2 separate regions of the Homo sapiens genome follow, and region 1 is linked to region 2. A link is a contact called in ENCODE Hi-C data. All regions are on one chromosome and are shown on one strand. Each heading gives the region's core, a stretch centred on a gene start or an enhancer-like site at or near the end of the contact. The rest is flanking DNA. Distances are from core to core; before and after follow the strand shown.

Evidence for each region. A loop is a pair of places that touch in the nucleus more often than their neighbours do. Pooled maps may share reads with other maps.
Region 1: a map of heart right ventricle shows a loop between it and region 2 (3-fold over the local background). The contact joins two enhancer-like sites. A Hi-C loop is called at or near these places in 2 of 168 maps with a recorded cell type or tissue (adrenal gland and heart right ventricle) and 3 of 50 pooled maps.

The regions. Positions count from the first base shown.
Region 1 is chr3:61,633,086-61,640,186 of GRCh38, forward strand. All of the region lies in intron 1 of PTPRG (protein tyrosine phosphatase receptor type G), which reads left to right. It overlaps LOC124909388 (a long non-coding RNA gene), which reads left to right. Exons shown (of 2, transcript XR_007095940.1): 2 at 1-1,748. Among named protein-coding and RNA genes, the nearest start is that of PTPRG, 75 kb to the left of the region's middle. Within about 2 kb of position 4,571, at least 16 of the 41 ENCODE cell types and tissues checked have a DNase peak (open chromatin) inside an H3K27ac peak, as active enhancers do; they include adrenal gland and heart right ventricle, where a contact is called at or near this core.
Region 2 is chr3:61,845,171-61,851,931 of GRCh38, forward strand. The region is part of intron 2 of PTPRG (protein tyrosine phosphatase receptor type G); the gene reads left to right. Among named protein-coding and RNA genes, the nearest start is that of PTPRG, 290 kb to the left of the region's middle. Within about 2 kb of position 2,866, at least 22 of the 41 ENCODE cell types and tissues checked have a DNase peak (open chromatin) inside an H3K27ac peak, as active enhancers do; they include adrenal gland and heart right ventricle, where a contact is called at or near this core.

The DNA of each region.
Region 1 (7,101 bases), core at 3,321-5,820, 210 kb before region 2:
GATCTTTGTATCTAAAGCACATCCCATCCTCCCATGAGCCTGCATCTCTCTTCTCTGTTTTATGTTTGTTATGGCACTTAGCACTATCAGAAGTTGTCCTTATTGTTCATTTGTATGTTGTCTTGTATTCCCAACTGGAGTGTGAGTTTCATGATGGGAGTGGCAGGGATTCTTTGTTCACTACTGTTTCCCCCAGCACTTGAGATATAGGAAGCACTTGGTAAGCATTTGTTAATCAAATAAAGGAACCTGTAGTAGCTTAGGGTACAATTACAAGTGGTTTTCCAAGAGCCAGAAATGAAAGTCATTGGGATGAGTTATAGATGCAGCTTATGGATTGGAAATTTGGAATGTATTTGGGACAAAATGATGTGAAACATTTTAATTTAATTTTTGGATTGTTCATTGCTAATGTATAAAAATACGATTGATTTTTTGTATATTTATCTTGTATCCTTCAACCTTGATGAACTCGTTTATGATCTCTGATAGTATTTTTTGTGGATTCCTTAAGATTTTCTGTATACAAGATTATGTCATTTGCAAATAGAAATAGTTTTACTTATTCTTTTCCAATCTGGATGCCTTTTATTTCTTTTTCTTGCCTAATTGCTCTGGCTAGAACCTCAGTGTAGAAGTGAGGTGGCCTCCAAAATAGAAGTGGTGAGATCAGACATCTTTATCTTGTACCTTATCTTAGGAGGAAAAATATATAGTCTTTTACTATTGAGTATGATGTTAGCTGTGAGTTTCTAATAGATACCCTTTTTCAGGTTGAGGAAGTTCTCTGTTATTCCTAGTTTGTCGAGTGGTTTTTTTTTTTTGGTGTTGCTGTTTTGTTCTTTTTATGAAAGGGTCTCAGTCTGTCACCCAGGCTGGAGTGCAGTGGTGTGATCTCAGCTCACTGCAACCTCCACCTCCTGGGTTGAAGCGATTCTCATGCCTCAGTCTCCCAAGTAGCTGGGATTACAGCAGTGTGCCACCATGTCTGGCTAATTTTTTTTATTTTTAGTAGAGATGGGGTTTCGCCATATTGGCCAGGCTGTTCTTGAACGCCTGGCCTCAAGAGATCTGTGTGCCATATGATCTATATACATTAATTTCTTACTGAAGCAAAAATACCCAAAGTGCCAGGATTACAGGTGTGAGCCACCAAACTGCCTGTTTTTTGAGACAGAGTCTCCTACTGTCATCTGGGCTGGAGTGCAGTGGTGCGATCTCGGCTCACTGCAGCCTCCGCCTCCCAGGTTCAAGCGATTCTTCTTGCCTCAGCCTCCCAAGTAGCTGGGATACAGGTGCCTACCACCACGCCCGGCTAATTTTTTTGTATTTTTAGTAGAGACGGGGTTTCAGTATGTTGGCCAGGCTGGTCTCGAACTCCTGACCTCACGATCTGCCACTTTGACCTCCGAAAGTGTTGGGATTACAGGCGCGTGAGCCACCGTGCCCGGCTGTGTGTGTGTGTTTTTTTTTTAAACCATGAAGTTGTGTTGGATTTTATCAAATGCTTTTTCTGTGGAAACCTAAACTTTTAGGCTACAGTTCTTTTTAAAGCAGGTAGCAGGACAGAACTTCTTGACCACCACTCAGCAGAGGTTTGAAAGTTTCCCCTCTTCTCCTGTGAGGTCACTAAGCATTTGTTACAGAGTTAACCGAGAAGAATGCCTGTGCTTATCCTCTGGGAACAACTGTAATGATGGGATGTTTCTCTATAAGTCTGAGAAATAAACTGCTGGAATGTGATGCCATATCTGATATGCTGTGTTTGTTTTGCCAGTGTAATACTGTCACAACACTGTTGAGTGAGCTGATTTCAAGCTGTTGATATAGTTCAGACCTTGGCAGTTCTCTAATCTCCTTGACACTTCAGTGTTTGATTGCATTCGTTTGCCCTGCAAATAGTCGACAGTGTAAGTGATCTCAAAGTGAGAATATATCTAAAGTCTGTATTTGTAATAGACAAGGTTTGAAGGAAAGCTGAGACCTTGTTAAATTCACATATGGACTTCCTGAGCATGCAATAAAGACTTAACTTCTACTTGATGGAGCCTGTCAAACAGCCATATTACAGGCATGATTTGGTTGCATGGGACTTCTATTCTTAATGTTAAAATAAAATCCAATAAAATGAGTTGGCGAAAATCAAGCTGTCATGGAGTTGCTAAAAATCTTGTTCCAATGAAATGCTATGAGAAAGGCCTTATCATTATGCTGTTTAGTTTTTACCAATTACCCTATAAAGTATTAATTTATATATATATTATATATATAAATAATAATTATTATTAGAGACAGAGTCTCACTCTTATCACCCAGGTTGGAGTGCAGCGGCATGATCTCAGCTCACTGCAACCTTGGCCTCCCAGGTTCAAGTGATCCTCCTATCTCAGCTTTCTGAGTAGCTGGGACTATAGGCATGCACCACCACGCCTGGCTAATTTTTGTATTTTTTTGTAGAGGTGGGGTTTCACCATGTTACCTAGGCTGGTTTCAAACTCTTGAGCTCAAGCTTTGGCCTCCCAAAGTGCTGGGATTACACATGTGAGCCACTGCACTTAGCCTATATTATTAATACTATTATTATTGTTGACTTCTTTTTACAAAACAGAAAGCTTGAGTCTTAGGCTGATTGCTTCCCTAAGGCTTAGATGGCCTATGGATTTGATTCCAGGTAGCCTATCTCCACATTTTGTACTCTTGAACATTTTCTAATTTATTTACTAATTCCTCAGTCACGTAAATGTCATCCATGAAAAATATTAGAGTTTTGGTATCTCAGAGATGGTTCCTTAGAGCTCTCAGCCCTAAATGGAAACACATCTTTTTGATAGTGTGTTTTATTTTCCAAATCCCAAGAATCTGTGAAATTAGTAGTGTTCTTGACCAACAGTTAGATAGCCTCTGCTTGAATGCTTCTAATAACTGGAGAGCTCACCACTTCATGGTGACAACATTTTTCATTCTTGCATAAATTCTTCCTAAATTTGAGCTATCCTGAAGGTCAGTTTAGCTTTCCTATCGTCTAAAGTACTGTATATTGCTGTCTGAAAACACACAGACAACTAAATGCTCCAGTTGCTTTTTTTCCCTTTTGGTGACAGCTTTATTGAGATAGAATTCATATAGTATACAGTTTACTCATTTAAAGTATTTTGCATATATTCAAAGAGTTGTATAATGATCTTATTTTAGAACATTTTTATTATACCCGAAAGAAACCTTATACCCATTAGCAGTTACCTATTTTCGTTAAACACCTCCAGCCCTAAGCATCTACTAATTACTATCTTATAAATTCGCCTATTCTGGACATTTCATTTAATAGGTGGCCTTTTGTGTCTGACTTCTTTCACTTAGCAAAATATTTTCAAGGTTCATCTATCTTGTTGTATCAGTACTTTTTTTGTTGTATTTTTAGTAGAGACTGGGTTTCACCATGTTGGTCAGGCTGGTCTCGAACTCCCGGCCTCAAGTGATCTGCCTGCCTTGGCTTCCCAAAGTGCTGGGATTACAGGCGTGAGCCACCACGCCCAGCCTTGTTGTATCAATACTTCATTTATTTTATGGACAAATAAAAGTCCACTCTATGGATATACCACATTTTGTTTATACTCTCATTTCTTTATGGGTATTTGGGTAGTTTCCACTTTTGACTATCATGAATAGTGCTGATCTAAACATTTGTTTCAAATGCTTTTTTTTTGTATGAAACACTGCTCTGTCTGCTCCTGCACTGTGATGATTTTTTGATTAATCTCATGTAGTATTTTACTTGGTAAAATCTCATACTGTTGGTATTAGTCTGGTTCCGCCTTGCTGGAAGTTTGAAATTTTGATTCTTTGATTGATCATATGATTTGTTCATTTCAACCTTGGGTACTATGCCAATTGGTTAAATCTCCATTCTCTGTCCTCATCCATGTCAGTGATCAGTATACTGATTGCTGAGTGGTGTGGCCTCTCTGCCACATAGCTTATTGCTGTGGAGGAAAGAGAGTCTTCTCTTAGCCATTGTTCTGTGTGGAGTTGGCGGACTAACACATTTTTATATTCATATGCAATATTTTCAATTCTAAAAATCCTTATGTTTGTACCAGAACTAAGATGTCCTGGCATTATGGAATTATTCATGTCAGTTGCCTATCTCTGGTCAGGTAGTTAGTTGTGACATCCAGCAGCTCAGACTACAATTTGAATTCTGGCTCTTGTCCCACTTATTATCAGAATGACCTTTGGCAAATGACTTGAAGGTTAACTTGGGTAATTTTCTCATCTGGATAATGCGGATAGTAGAAGGACTTAACCTCATAAGGTTTTTGAGAGGACTGAGTGAAGCAGTCCCCACAATACACCATCATGTGCTGGGCATGTTGGTAAGGGCTGGATTTCAAGGATGAAAACAGAGGCCAGAGAACTTTCTGTGGCTTTCTGAATGTCAAAACTGAGACTGTGCAGATCAAGCAGAACGCTTTCTGTTCCTTCCAAGGCTTGTTCCCTTCAGGTTTCAGTTTCAGACGGAAGCGAAGTTGTTTGTGATGCCGGAGCACACACCTGCGGGAACTGTAGACTTCTTAGGAGTCCACCGGGGTTGCGTCGCATTGCTTCCACGCCTCTGTCCTCACCAGTGTTGCCAACTGTGGATTTGTGTGTGTGTGTTTATCGTTGTTGGCCATGCACCAGAAACAGAGATATCAGTCACATTTAAACTCTGCTGCCCAGGAAACTCCTGCCTACAAACCCAGCCCAGCCCTTTGAGAACCTCACCGACCAAGTGAGTGATATGTTGAGAGATGAGCATAGCCATCTTACCATTCATGTCTGTGAATTATTATTTATTCAGACTGGATCTCGTTAAGAGAACTGTGTGTAATCTTAGCATGATAATCGGATTCCACTTATCACTTGGAACTGTGACTCACTTTTGGAATTTTAAGGACGTAATTACAAAAAAAATTCTTGGTTATCTTTTAAAAAGGAGTCTGTTGTCCTTAGACTTGTTAACTCTTCAACTGCTGTTTTCCAAATCGTGGTACAAAGTTATTATTTGCAGGTATTCCCAAGTGGCCTTATAAAAACCAAAAAGGCTTCTTGCTAATTCTCTTCAGATGCTGATATAGAAATGACACTGATTTTTTTCTTTTTAGTATTTAAGAGCACCCACTAGAAGGATATTTAATATTTGTATGTAGTTTTTTTTTTCCTGTTATGTTAAGCAGAATTTCAGGACCTTGCTGTAGAGCAGCATCTCTCCATTTAAGTAATGTGTAGACCCCTTTTCAAAGGGGAAAGCACCTTGCAAGAACCCTGTGAATTGTACCAAACCCAACAAACATAAGGTAAACCTAAGGTTTACATGCAAGTCTCTTTTGATTGCCAGTTATCAGGGTTCTTGCCTGGCTTGTTGTTCATAAATGGGAATATTTTATTTTTAGATTATCATAGAATTGAAAAAAAAAATCTTCCCAAGTAGCTGGGACTACAGGCACACACCACCATGCCTGGCTAGTTTTTTTTTTTTTTTTTTTTTTTTTTTGGGGTAGAGGGATTTCCCTATGTTGAACAGGCTAGTCTTGAACTCCTAGCCTCAAGTGATCTGCCTGCCTTGACCTCCCAAAGTGCTGGGATTACAGGCGTGAGCCACCGTGCCCAGCCTTGCCATGCCTACTTTTTAATAAGGTTGTTTTTTGCTTGTTCAGTTGTTTAAATTCCTTATAGATTCTGGATATTAGATATTGGTCAGATGCATATTTGCAAATATTGTCTCCCATTCTGAAGGTTGTCTGTTTACTCTGCTGATATTTTTCTTTTGCTGTGCAGAGCCCTTTAGTTTAATTAGGTCCAGTTGTCTGTATTTGTTTTTATTGCAATTGCTTTTGAGGACTTAGTCATAAATTCTTTTCCAAGGCTGATGTTTATAATGGTGTTTCCTAGGTTTTCTTCTAGGATTCTTATAGTTCCTGATCTTACATTTAAATCTTTAATCCATCTTAATTTTCATATGTGGTGAAAGGGAGGTGTTCACTTTCATTCCGCTGCATATGGCTAGCCAGTTATCCCAGTATCATTAATTGAATAGATAATCCTTTCCCTATTGTTTATTTTTGTGGACTTTGTTGAAGATCAGATGGCTATCAATGTATGGCTTTATTTCTGGGTTCTCCATTCTGTTCCATTGGTGTATGTGTTGGTTTTTGTAATAGTACCATGCTGTTTTCGTCACTGTAGCCTTATAGCATAGTTTAAAATTAAGTAATGTGATGCATCTAACTGTGTTCTTTTTGCTTAAGATTGCTTTGGCTATTCGGGATCTTTTTTGGTTCCATATGAATTTTAGAATAGTTTTTGTTTTAATTTTGTGAAAAATGATATTGGTAGTTTGATAGGAATAGTGTTAAATCTGTACATTGCTTTGGGCAATATGGTTGTTTTAACGATATTGATTCTTCCAATCCATGAGCATGGGAGGTTTTTCCATTTGTTTGTGTCATTTGTGATTTTTTTCAGCAGTATTTCGTACTTCTTGTAGCAATCTTTCACCTGCTTGATTAGATGTATTCCTAGGTATTTTATTCTTTTTTGTGGCTATTGTAAATGTGATTGCGTTCTTGATTTGGCTGTCAGCTTGAACATTATTGGTCTATAGAAATGCTACTGGTTTTTATACATTAATTTTGTATCTCGAAACTTCATACTGAAGTTGTTTATCAGTTCCAGGAGCGTTTGTCTTTAGGGTTTTCTAGTTATACAGTCATATCAGTGAAGAGAGATAGTTTGACTTCTTTTCCTATTTGGATGCCTTTTCTTTCTTTCTCTTACCTGATTGTTCTGGCTAGGACTTTCAGTACTATATTGAATAGGAGTGTTGAAAGTGGGTGTCCCTGTCTTTTTCCTATTCTGTTTTTCATTCAATAAAAACTCAACACATACTAAGTATGGAGTGGTATATACCTTTGAAAGCATTACAGACACTACGTTTCTCTTTAACTGGGTTTGCATTCCACTGGAGACTTTCACTGCTTTGCCTCTTGCTTTAAACTCTTACCAGCCAGATATTTTCCTTTCTTGATCTACCCTCTTAAGAGTCCTGCCCATTGTCCATGA
Region 2 (6,761 bases), core at 1,616-4,115:
GTTTTTAAAGTATTAGTGATTTAAAAGGCACCTGCCAAATACCTGGTAGGTGCTTGGTGAATGAACTGTCAAGGTTTTTAATGGGTGCAGAAAACTGAGGGAGGTGATGGGAGAGCAGCTTGTGGTTACCGTGTTGAAATTTAACAAATAATTTTAGGTTATAGATGAGGACAAATAACTTAACAGTGAGGACAATTAAACCGTGGGGTGGCCTCTTGAGGCAAACAGCAGAGACTGTTGCTTTAGGCAGCCAAAGGCAAATGTTTCCACTGGGAAGATGTCTATTGATCCTATTATCCCGGGACTTGAAATAACATTTCCATTTTCCCCTTGAAAACCCATGATGCTGTTTTTAAAATCACATACTTCATCCTTAAACTCTCATGCAAAGCTATTACTTGAGTTAAACCTCTCACCAGAAATGTCTTCAAGGAGTATTCTCTCTGTAAAGGTGTATATTGTGGAAGATGAAAAAAGGAAGCTCTCTTTGGTTCTCTGTTACACGGGGTGGCTGCTTTGCAAGGTGAATCACTTCGGAGACTGTGAAATATTTCATGTCTTATAATGTATTTTCCATTATTTTTGGTCCATAAGCATGTATATTAATAAGTTGTACGAAATCAAATGTCAGAGGTTCAGGGAGACAGTTTTGAAATCCCAGCATTTTGTGAGTGGAGGTTGTTTCCTATTCTTTTGTGTTTTTAAAGTATTAGTGATTTAAAAGGCACCTGCCAAATACCTGATAGGTGCTTGGTGAAATGAACTGTCAAGGTTTTTTAGTGGGTGCAGAAGACTGAGGGAGGGTCCCAGTTTGGGATGTGAATTTGGGTTCCAGATGTAACATTAATTTGCGCTGTCACCTTGAGCAAAGTGCTTAACCTTTGAAAGCCTCAGCTTGCTCATCCATTAAATAGGGATAATAATAGTAATTATTGTGAAGATTAAAGAAGATCTGCCTAAAGCACTCACTACGGTGTCTAATCTCTGATAAATGCTCGAAATATTTGATTTGCTGTATTTTATTATTTATACCTGTAATTTAAAAGAGACAATTATTGTTACATTGTTAAGGCTTAAAGCTACAATAGCAAGTAATTAATTCGTACAATAGCAATTAATATCCGAGTGATGAATTGTCTTCCTATAAGAAGCAGCTAGGAATGTAGTCATCCATGTGACGGTTGCAGGTCCTAGGGTGGTTTCTTATTTAAATTGTAAAGGAAACAGCCACTGGGGCAGCTCAAGAAACAGGCTTCAGAGTCAAAAAAAACACCCATCTGGATTCCCTTCCTGACTCTGAGGCTCATTGACCTTGAATAAAGTACCTTATTTACCTTCTCTGAACTTGGGCTTCCTCCTTGGGTAACTGGTGGCACCAGTGCCTTCTATGCATAGAGCTTGCCACAGTACCTAGAACACAGCAAGCTCTTGGTAAAAGCACAGTGAAAGAGAGACAATATTTTTATTGGGCGTGGTGGCTCATGCTTGTAATCCCAGCACTTGGGAGGTTGAAGTAGACAGATCACTTGAGCCCAGGAGCTCAAGACCAACCTGGGTAACATGGCAAAACCCCGTCTCTACTAAAAATAGAAAAATTAGCCAGGTGTGGTGGCACATGCCTATAGTCCCAGCTACTTAGGAAGCTGAGGTTGGAGGATTGCTTGAGTCCAGGAGGTGGAGGTTGCAGTGAGCTAAGATGGCACCACTGCACTCCAGTCTGGGTATCAGAGCTAGACCCTGTCTCAAAAAATAGAGAGAGAGGGACAATATTTTGCGACTGTGCTGTCTAGTACAGTAACCACTAGCCACATGTGGCTATTCACATTCAAATAGATGGAAAAATAAAATTAAAAATTCAATTCTTCGGTGTTTGGAGTGGAGTTGTTTCCCCTTTCCCCCAGTCATATGTTGAATTCCTAACCCCTAGTACTTCAGAAAGTGACCTTCTTTGGAAATAAGGTTGCTACAGATATAATGAGTTAAGATGATGCCATACGGGAGTAGAATGGGCACCTAATCCAGTATAACAGGTGTCCTTATGTAAATGGGAAATTTGGATGGAGATACAAGCACACGGGGAGAACACCACACAAATGTTAAGGCATGGATCAGGGCAAGGCATCTACTGGCCAAGGAACCCCCCGAAGATTGCCATCAGCCCACGGGAAACTTCAAGAGGGGCATGGAGTAGATCTTCCCCTCATGGCTCTGAGAAGGGCCCAGTGCTGCTGACACCTTGATCTTGGACTTCTGCCCTCCAGAGCTGTGAGACAACAACTGTTGTTTTAGGCACCCAGTTTGTGGTGTGTTGTTATTAGCACCCCAGGACACTCATGCACTCAGTCTCACCGGCTGTATTTTGAGGGCTCAGGAGCCAGTGTGGCTACCATCTTGGACAGCGAGGACACTGAACATGGCTATCACTGCAGAAAATTCTAATAGACCTCCCTCCTTCGGGGATTCCAGGTTGCTCATTGCTCCAAAAACTCAAGCCAAGAAGATAGAAGAGGTTCAAATGATTGTATGAAGCATGTTCTTTGTCTGGAAATCCAGAACAAAACAAATAAATGATCTTTGAAAAAAAAAATCTCTGCCTTAAAGTTGGGCTGGTCAACATGTCCAGATATTCACAGAGACTTCCTGTTCTGGAAGAGATGCAGACAGAGGCTTAAGACAGCCTTCTGTCCTGTGACGGACGAATTTCTGATTCTGCTTCCACTGTTAAACTCTTACATAATTGCATTCTATATAGAGAGCTTCCCTTTGGATCCAGCTTGCTTTTCCCCTTGTCTTCTTCCTCAGACTTTATGAAAGTATTTGCAGAGACGCCTTGTCCCCTGCCATGAGCTGTAAATACTTATGCAGATGAAGGGTTTGTTACTCTAGTTGATGAGTGTTAGGGAACCTGGAGCCTTTCCTGGTTTTGAGCTGTGGCTGAGGACGTAGGCAATTCTCATGCACACTTTGCATTGGCTGAAGTGCATGTCCTGGAGTGCCTCATGCTACAGGACTGGCAGTGAAAAGCCTCTTAGGCTTGGGGTAGAGGTGAAAACCTCCCTCCATGTTTGCACTCTCTCTCGCCATGCCCCCACCTTCACGCGTGGTTGTGACTGCTGGGTGGGGCTGAAGTCACAGCCTTGCTGCAGTCTTTGCCCTAGGCAGGCTCTGTATGATCTTTGGTCAAGGGAAAGCACTTTGTGTGCCTGACCTCTGAGCAGCCCATTTTGGCCCTGAAATCCTCTGTTGGCAAACTTCACATTCAGTGAGTCAGAATTAAAGGAAAATGCTGAAGGAACATTTGCATTTTTTATCTTTTCCAAGTTAAGGCTGTTCTTTTCCAAAGTGGAGTTATACTTTAGAGTATCTTAATATATCTTATAGCAACTCATCAGGTCTTGCAAATGTATTTTATCTTTTCATATTAGAATTATTTCAGACTATTTTTATTCATTATGCGTTTTGTTAAACCAGGTTGTTCCTATAATGAACATGGAATATAAAGACTTGCTCTTCCCTAAATTGCTCAGTATACTATATCTTGAGTCGTCTTTATGCTCAATCTAATGCTTTATTAAAGGAGAAGACACACCCACACACATGTATACATGTGTAAAATACCTGTACTGTGCTCCTACTATGTGTCAGGCACTCTGCCAAGCACAATGCACTTGTTTTATTCCTTACAATAAATCTCATAAAGAGGCAGGTAATTCAATTCATCTTCACATTATAGTTGAGGAAACTGAAGTTCAGGGAAGTCAGGCCATCTGGCTGGAGAACAGTTTGATATCACAGCAAAAGTTCCTTCCCGGAGTGTTTGTGAAATAATGATTTCATTAAACATTGTTCAAACCTAAATTGCGTTTGTTCTTGCAGTCTTTGGAGTACACTGGGCCTTTTGCAGTTGGGACAAACCCATTTCCTCTCTCAGTGGGAAACACTCCAAGTATTCCTCTTGAAACAAAACGTCAAAGATTATTTTTGCAGACTTCTGTGGAGTCATTTTTGGACAACACCCTGGAACAGGAAACCACAGTTTCTCCTAAATTTGTACAGGATGGAAATAGATAACATTCTTCATAAAACCATGGCCACAATTAATGCTTTCAAATCAACATAATGGTGGATGGTTTGTTTTTTGCATTTCTTACCTGAATAGATTATGGGAACCTGCAGCATGGGAAATTTCATGAATAATTTTACAGGGTTTTATTTTATAAACTGGAAATGCGGTGAAAAGATATGTGTAGGTGATGAAAAAGAGTGCTATAGGATTCAACGTATTTGAAAGCTCTCCCTGAAAGATGGATTTGAAATAAAACAGAGTCTCGCACCCTAAGTTATGGGAATGAGATTTACGCTCGCTGACTGAAGCCCAGGTGCTGCTAAAGGTTAATTAGTGAGAGAATGTGATGAACTTAATGAAATAGGTGATGATGCAGTGTGAGGGAAGCCCACACAGTCATCAAAAGATAAATGCACTGAGACATTGTATTTTTCTTTTCTTTGCTACAGAGGAGTAGCAACAACTACACATAGAACAAATCCAGAGGAGTAGCTACAGCTACACATAGAACAAATCCTGCGTATACCCATAGCAGGTCCGGAAGGACTGGGGTGCTTAACTACAGACTTTGCTGGGAGCCATCGTTCCATAACTGCTGAAACTCCTTTTATTTTAGGTCTGTTTCTGCGAAGTCCTGATAGCTGAGTTGACTTAAGAGGAGTTGGACTAAATTTTTAAGGCTACTTTATTTTTATGATTGATTTTTAATTATTCTAAGCAATACATAGTTATTTTCTCTGGGCGAAAAGTTGAAATGTTTCATACAAACCTCATTTCCTTGTTTCCTAACCCCAGACCCTTCTCCCCTTCTTCTCAAATAAAAGCTAGCACTAGTTTTGTGCATATACTACTAGTTTGCTTTTAACGTGTATGTATGTTTATATTTTCTTAGGAAATATTTAATATCCTGTTCTTTTATTTATTTATTTTTATTTTTTATTTTTGAAACCGAGTCTTGCTCTTTCACCCCTGCTGGAGTGCAATGGTGCAATCTTGGCTCACTGCAACCCCCGCCTCCTGGGTTCAAGCGATTCTCCCTGCCTCAGCCTCCCGAGTAGCTGGGATTACAGGCACCCACCACCACACCCAGCTGATTTTTGTATTTTTTAGTAGAGGTGGGGTTTCCGCATGTTGGCCAGGCTGGTCGTGAACTCCTGACCTCAGGTGATCCACCTTGGCCTCCCAAAGTGCTGGGATTACAGGCGTGAGCCGCTGTGCCCAATCCTTGTTCTTATATTTTTAAACATAGAAGGTATGACATATATGTTTTTGTGTGTATGTGTGTATATGAATTTCATACTTTTAAAAAATGTGTCCTATTTGTACCTTGTTTATGTTAATCTTCTTCAATTTGTATATACTTCCTGTTTTAAACTGTTGGACAGTATTTTCACATTGTGGCTATTTTATAGTTATTTATTTGCTTCTCCTTTACTAGATGTTTATATTGTTTATATTTTTATTGACATTAAGATGGTAGTTTACCAACATCTGTCTTCGTGCATCCTTGTACACATACGCTGCAGTTTGTGGTAGACCCATTTAAAATTTTAATAGACATGCAAAAATGAGAGCACCATCTTAAAGCAAATCTTAGAGATCCTTTTTGCAAAGCAAAACATGCCTTTGTATGAAACAGGATATATTTAAAGGTACATCTCAATTTTGCTTTCCTGTGATTTCTGGCAAGATGAAGCTTGCGTGGGCACCTGTGACTAGGTTTCTGAGAGGCTCCAGCACTGTCCATAGGTGTCAGGTTAGGTAAGATTCTTAGAATGTTAACGGTAACTCTCCCTCTTTTTGCCTGTTCACCAATAGCAGAATGCCCTTGGCAGATGAAGGAACACTATATGGTACTAAGACTGAGCCCACAAATGATACATAGTAACCTATGCTGTCAGTCAGTGTTGCAAACAACTGAAGGCTGCTATGGCTTAGTTTAAGCAAAGATGGACTTTGTTGGAGAAAGGGGAGTTGGGGAAATCTCTAGCTGAGCTGAAAACTCCAGCTCAGAAAGGATTAGATTCAGGGAAGAATCTAATCAGAACTTTTTCACTGTCTGTATTTCAAAGTCTCTTCATTGTAGGATGGGTCTATTTTATAGGAGGGTGAATACCCTGTTTGAATGGTTCCTCAAGAGAGGATCTAGTTGGGAAACATATTAACACAAAAGAAAACCGAGCTGCTTTTAGGAATACAGATGCTTGGTGGCCAGAAAATATACAATACTAGCTGCCATCAAATAAACTGACCAATATATCTCATGGCGTGCTTTATCTGTATAAACGTACCTAACATTTTCCAAATGTGCTTTTCACATCTAATATTCATTTATTTGCATGGTGGAAAAATGGGTTGTTTGAATCAGGTATCTATTTTTATAGAATTAGATTAGGGTGAAGTACACTTAACATTTAAAGCACATTTAAATTTTAAAATGCCTGAGAATTGTCATGAGGAGTCTTGGAATTATTAGACTTTTCTTGATGGGTTTGTTGTTACTTATTGGTAATGAGAGAGACATATTCTGATTGAGGTTCTAGTACAGCTGCTACAATCAGTTTCTTCTCTTTGCCTTCAGTAGCATAATTGTGGAGGTGAAAAATCAGAAGGGGTAGTTCAAAAAGTAGTTTTCATGTTAAACAGCCATTTTAAATTGGAGTCACGTAATTTTCCAGTGTCTTATGATTATAGC